2 separate regions of the Homo sapiens genome follow, and region 2 is linked to region 1. A link is a contact called in ENCODE Hi-C or POLR2A ChIA-PET data. All regions are on one chromosome and are shown on one strand. Each heading gives the region's core, a stretch centred on a gene start or an enhancer-like site at or near the end of the contact. The rest is flanking DNA. Distances are from core to core; before and after follow the strand shown.

Region 1 (2,700 bases), core at 5-2,504:
CCGCCCCAGGACAGCAGCCCGTAGCTCAGCCCCAAGAGCCCGGCACCGAGCTTCGAGCTGCGTGGCCCCGAAGAGGGGCTCAGTCACCTAATGTGATGAGGGGACGGCAGAGCAAAGGCTTGTCTGACAGTGACCGTCGTGTGTAGTGGAGAGGACGTGGCCAGAGATCTGGTTTCAGGGCAGGGATGAGGGGGGATTCCAGTCAGATCTTTTGCATCCCAGCAACCCTCCCCTTGACACCTTTGGGGCAGTGGCAGGGGATGACCATGGATGACCTCATGAGAACACTGTGGGTGTCAGGGACTCAGGGAGGCCCCGCAGGGCTTGAACATGCTTATGTTTCTCATTTGTAAAGGGAGGGCAGTCATCCGGTGGCTTCTTGTGGCCTCGGTGATGAAGGCCACATCAGAGCCAGGGGGAAAGGATATGAGAGAAAAAGATTCATTTGAATTATTGTCTTTTTCCTGGAGTGGAGAGATGTGGTACTCCCCAAAACTTCCTTTCTAGGCTGGGCACAGTGGCTCACGCCTGTAAAACCAGCACTTTGGGAAGCGGAGGCTGGTGGATCGCCTGAGGTCAGGAGTTTGAGACCAACCTGACCAACATGGTGAAACCCTGTTGCTACTACATACAAAAAAAATTAGCAGGGTGTGGTGATTGGCGCCCATAATCCCAGCTACTGGGGAGGCTAAGGCAGGAGAATCACTTGAACCAGGGAGACCGAGGTTGCAGTGAGCCGAGACTGCGTCACTGAACTCCAGCCTGAGCGACAAAGTGGGACTCCGTCTCAAAAAACAAGAAGAAAAAGAAACTTCCTTTGTGGACAGTGAGGGCTATTTAAAAAAATTTTGGAATATGAAAGTAGTCACTGGTGTCTGGAAGCAGGAGCTGTGCAGAATTGTACAGTTGCGAAACCATGTCGCTGGCAGCTGGTGCTGGCGGTGGAGACTTCCCTGTGCGGTGCTCAGTGCAGCTGCACCCGTGGGGGAGGGAGCTCTTTCTCTGGCCCTGCAGTCACCTGAGGTTGTTACCATTATGAACGGCCGCTGGGACCCCCGCATGTGCATGTACTCCCCCAGAGTGTCCGGGGGCCCCAGCCAAGGGACACAGCTCAGGCAGCTGGGAACATGTGCAGGCTGATGAAGAGAACCGGATGAGGGCTTCACATGAGGAAGCATGTGGCCAGGTCCTCTCAGAACATCAGCCTCATCTTCCTGTCTCTGATCTATTTCAGCAACCACCCCATGTGTCTCTAGAACCCCAGTGTAGCGAGCTGGAGAGAGGACTGTCCTGAGGGCAGCAGGCCTGGTTGCAGCTGGCGTGGGGGTCTCAGAATGGAGCCCTCAGCCCTGAGGAAAGCTGGCTCGGAGCAGGAGGAGGGCTTTGAGGGGCTGCCCAGAAGGGTCACTGACCTGGGGATGGTCTCCAATCTCCGGCGCAGCAACAGCAGCCTCTTCAAGAGCTGGAGGCTACAGTGCCCCTTCGGCAACAATGACAAGGTAGGCTTTCTGCTGGTCAGCCTGCAGTTGGCACGTGGCCACGGAGGTCACCGTTGGGCAGGTCATAGCTTGAGGCTGTGACGACGGGGGTGGGAAAGGGTCTGCTGACCTTGGGGGCTCCTGCCCAACCATACCTTTGGGAGAACAGAACTGGGGAGGGTGATGCGTGTCTCGTCTTCTGTGGGTTGCATGACCATTTCCCATGGTTGGTCTGATTGGGAAATCACCGGGTTAACTCAAAAATGTTGCGCTAGAGTCCTGGAAATCTGTTACCCGTGCTTACCTTGTTGCATAATGATTTCACATCCTTTATCCGATTGGGAGGGCCTGGGCCTGGGCTAGCTTTCCCCAAAGCCCTGGATACAAAGACACAAGTATGTTGAAAGCACATGGCATCTTGCAGTCCCCTTGCCAGGCAGGCAGGAGGGTGGCTGCCCTTTTTCCGATGGTGCAAGATCCAGGTCCCCAGATCCCCAGCCTCCACGTTTTCCACCACACCATGTTGTTCCCAAGGAAGGTGGTGGTGCTGTAGAAACTGTAAAGTGCGCGCACATTCAAAATGGTCCCAAGAGGAAATGATTTCTTAGATTCATTCCTCCCTCCTGAATCCCCACCGGAGAGTCTTGGCAAGGTGCTTCTAATCTTTGGCTCAGGGTCGCGCAGGCTTCCTTCCTTCAAGCAAATAGTGTGAAAGCTCCTCAAGGAGCTCAGATGTGTCTCCAGGGGGCTGGGTGTGCTCTTTCGAATGTTGGAAGATCTCAGTGTGCTGTCTTTACCTTCAGCAAGAAAGCCTCAGTTCGTGGATTCCTGAAAACATCAAGAAGAAAGAATGCGTGTATTTTGTGGAAAGTTCCAAACTGTCTGATGCTGGGTAAGTGACGTGATTTGTGTGTAAGACCTCTGACTTCTTCCTTCCGATCCCACATGGAGTAGCTGATCAGGCCAAGACCCCTCAGGGCCTCAGTGAAGGGTCACTGGAGATACCTCTGTCTCCATACGAGGCTTAGAGTCCACAGAGCATTTCCACCTAACCCTTGCAAGCCTCCTGTCGGGGACAGTTGACCCTCATCCTGCCTCGCAGGTGCAGGGACCAAAGTGCAGAGTTTAGGTGACTTGTTCAGGGTCATAAGGGCACTGTCGCGCGGCGAGGCCCAGTGGTGTGAACACAGATGCATCCTCTAATCCTCTCATTTCCACACCT
Region 2 (2,856 bases), core at 213-2,712, 260 kb before region 1:
GCAAGGGCAGAGACAAGCCAGCTCTACCTTTCCCTCTCAGTTCCAGGGGCCAGGGAGTTTGCTGTAAGAGGTTAGGGCCGGCTTAGGCATGAGGGGCGTAAAACTTGGGTCATGTCCATTAGACCGGTGACGAGGCCAGAGGAGGTCTGTGTCGTGTGTGCCTCGGTGTCTGTCCACTGAAACTCATAAGCTCAGCCACGGAGGAGCTGTCTCATTTTAGGCTTTGGTGCTGGTACTTACTGACAGTTACTTGAGAAAGATGTGATTTCGGTCCCAGAGCCACAGGATATCAGCTCATGGAATGTGTCGCTGCATCATGTTACTCAGGGTGTGCCCAAGTCTCGTAGCCCAGAAATCAATCCTGAGGGCCCTGAAACAGCCCAGGGGCCGCAGTATACGCCCAAGAGCAGCGGGGGCAAAGGGCAAGGCATGCCGTCTTTCCAAAGCACGGAGTCACCAGACAAGTCCACGCCTGAAGACGAATGTTGTAATGTTCAGCTTTTGAAGAACCTGAGGAAGTGTCTTTCCCTTAACTCACACAGACGTTCACCATTCACGAAGGTGGCGCTTAGCTCAGCAGGAGCGCGCAGCACTGGTGGCACCTGTGCTATGTGCCGTGTTATCCCGCTCTTCCCTGGCGCTGGTGGCACCTGTGCTGTGTGCCGTGTTATCCCACTCTTCCCTGGCGCTGGCGGCACCTGTGCTGTGTGCCATGTTATCCCACTCTTCCCTGACACTGGCGGCACCTGTGCTATGTGCCGTGTTATCCTCTCTTCCCTGGCGCTGGCGGCACCTGTGCTGTGTGCCGTGTTATCCCACTCTTCTCTGGCGCTGGCGGCACCTGTGCTGTGTGCCGTGTTATCCTCTTTTCCCTGGCACTGGCGGCACCTGTGCTGTGTGCCGTGTTACCCCGCTCTTCCCTGGCGCTGGTGGCACCTGTGCTATGTGCCGTGTTATCCTCTCTTCCCTGGCGCTGGTGGCACCTGTGCTATGTGCCGTGTTATCCTCTCTTCCCTGGCGCTGGTGGCACCTGTGCTGTGTGCTGTGTTATCCTCTCTTCCCTGGCGCTGGTGGCACCTGTGCTATGTGCCGTGTTATCCTCTCTTCCCTGGCACTGGCGGCACGCACGCTGTGTGCTGGGGTATTCACCTCTTCCCTGTGGGGAATAAGGCTTGAGACTTGCTTCCTTCCTGCCCTTAAGGGATGTAATAGCTTTGTCCTCACTGTGCCCCTAAACTGATTTGGTTTTCAGTTACATATTCAGCCTCACATGGATTAAATGCTTAGATAATTCATTAACTATGGAGTAGTTACTGATTGGCTAATGTCATCTGGAAATACATGACTGAAAGCACTTTGTCAAAACCCTGTGCACATTGCAACATGCATGGCTCCGCGGCCCTGCGTGTATGGGAGCAGCAGGTGGGTCTGCTGCTTAGAGGACGGCTGTGCTCTTCCGCCGTTGAGGTGACTCTGGTGATGTGTGCATGTCTTGCCAGTTCTGCGTTCGTTTCTCTTGTCTGTATGCATAGCTTCCTGTTTCTCGTTGGTTTGTGTATGTGTTGGGTAAGGCTTTGCTTCCTGGATAATGAGTGGTTGAAGCCATAATAAAATGTCTAGGGCGTGGGCGGGCACTGCAGGTGAGTCTGGGCAGCAGTGGTGGTGGCTGTGCTGTCCGTCGGCGAGTGGTCTGAGAGTGTCTTTGTGCTTCCTCCTCAGGTGTCGATTGACTGCCCGTGGTCCATCTACTCCACAGTCATCGCACTGACCTTCAGCGTACCCTTCAGGACCACACACAGCCTCCTGTCCTCAGGAACACGGTAACGGAGGCGTAGCGTGCGGGCCCTGGCTTCTTTCCCCAGACTCTTCTAAGTGGAGGTTCCTAATGTTCAAAACTGGCCTTCGTGGTGACCAAGGATGTCTTCTTATGTGACCACAAGGCCATTGTTTGTGTCTTAAAATCCACAATTCCCTGGTGTCCTGTGACATCCAGTTCATATTCAGGTTTTCCCAACTGTCTGAAAATGACCTTTTATGGTTGCTTTGTGTGACTTGGGGTCCAAAATCTCCATCAGACCACTAGATCTCTGTTCATCCTTTCTTCCCTGTTTTCAAGCCATCGACTTGTTCACTTGCAGGCCAGGTTTCCTCTGGACGCCCGCCTTTCTGGATCTGGCTGGATTTGTTAACTAGTTCTCCTGTCCCTGTATTTCTTGTCAATTGCCTGCAACCTCTAGAACAGGAGCTTTTAAGCTCAGCATTAGTGACATTTTGGGCTAGATAACTCTGTTGTAGGGGCTTTCCTGTGTGCTGTAGGGTGTTGAGCAGCACCCCAGGCTCTCCCATGAGATGCCAGTAGCACTCCCCACCTGCAGGTGTGGCAGCCACAGATGTCTGTAGACACTGCCCAGTGTCCTCTGGGTGGGGCGGACGTGCCCCAGTGGAAAACAGCTGCCCTAAAGGCTTGAGTAGACTCCAGTTCTGCTTTGAGGCAGGCGGGGCTGTGTGCTTCCTGTTGACTGCACCGGGAGGCCCACGGTGTCCAGGTGTCCTACCTTAGTGACGGTGCTAGCGTTGATCAATGGGCTCGGGATGCTAGCCTGGCCTCTCACCACAACTTTTTATCCATTGATGATGTGTGGATAATTTGGAAACAAAAACGTCAGACCCATGTTTAGAATGGAACATTATACTAGCAGCTTTTTTCCCCTTCAAATCACAGCAAAGGGAACTGTAGATATTAATAGTTAAAAACATCAATAATCTCTAAAAGAACCTTATTAAAAAATTATTTTTCAGCCGGGCGTGGTGGCTCATGCCTGTAATCCCAGCACTTTGGGAGGCCGAGGCAGGCGG

Evidence for each region. Hi-C counts contacts between places; a loop is a spot of excess contacts on that map. ChIA-PET counts read pairs that join two places held with the same protein, here RNA polymerase II (POLR2A). Pooled maps may share reads with other maps.
Region 2: a pooled map shows a loop between it and region 1 (4-fold over the local background). The contact joins the enhancer-like site here to the promoter of TRPM2 in region 1. A Hi-C loop is called at or near these places in 1 of 50 pooled maps. POLR2A ChIA-PET finds 5 or more read pairs at or near these places in 2 of 52 experiments (B cell and common myeloid progenitor, CD34-positive).

What each region holds. Positions count from the first base shown.
Region 1 is chr21:44,352,367-44,355,066 of GRCh38, forward strand. It overlaps TRPM2 (transient receptor potential cation channel subfamily M member 2), which reads left to right and starts at 1,255. Exons shown (of 32, transcript NM_003307.4): 1 at 1,255-1,499; 2 at 2,282-2,370. The coding sequence starts at 1,335. RefSeq lists enhancers at 1,471-1,520, 1,681-1,730.
Region 2 is chr21:44,088,114-44,090,969 of GRCh38, forward strand. TRAPPC10 (trafficking protein particle complex subunit 10) reads left to right here. Exons shown (of 23, transcript NM_003274.5): 18 at 1,720-1,820. Among named protein-coding and RNA genes, the nearest start is that of PWP2, 18 kb to the right of the region's middle. Within about 2 kb of position 1,463, at least 9 of the 41 ENCODE cell types and tissues checked have a DNase peak (open chromatin) inside an H3K27ac peak, as active enhancers do; they include B cell, where a contact is called at or near this core.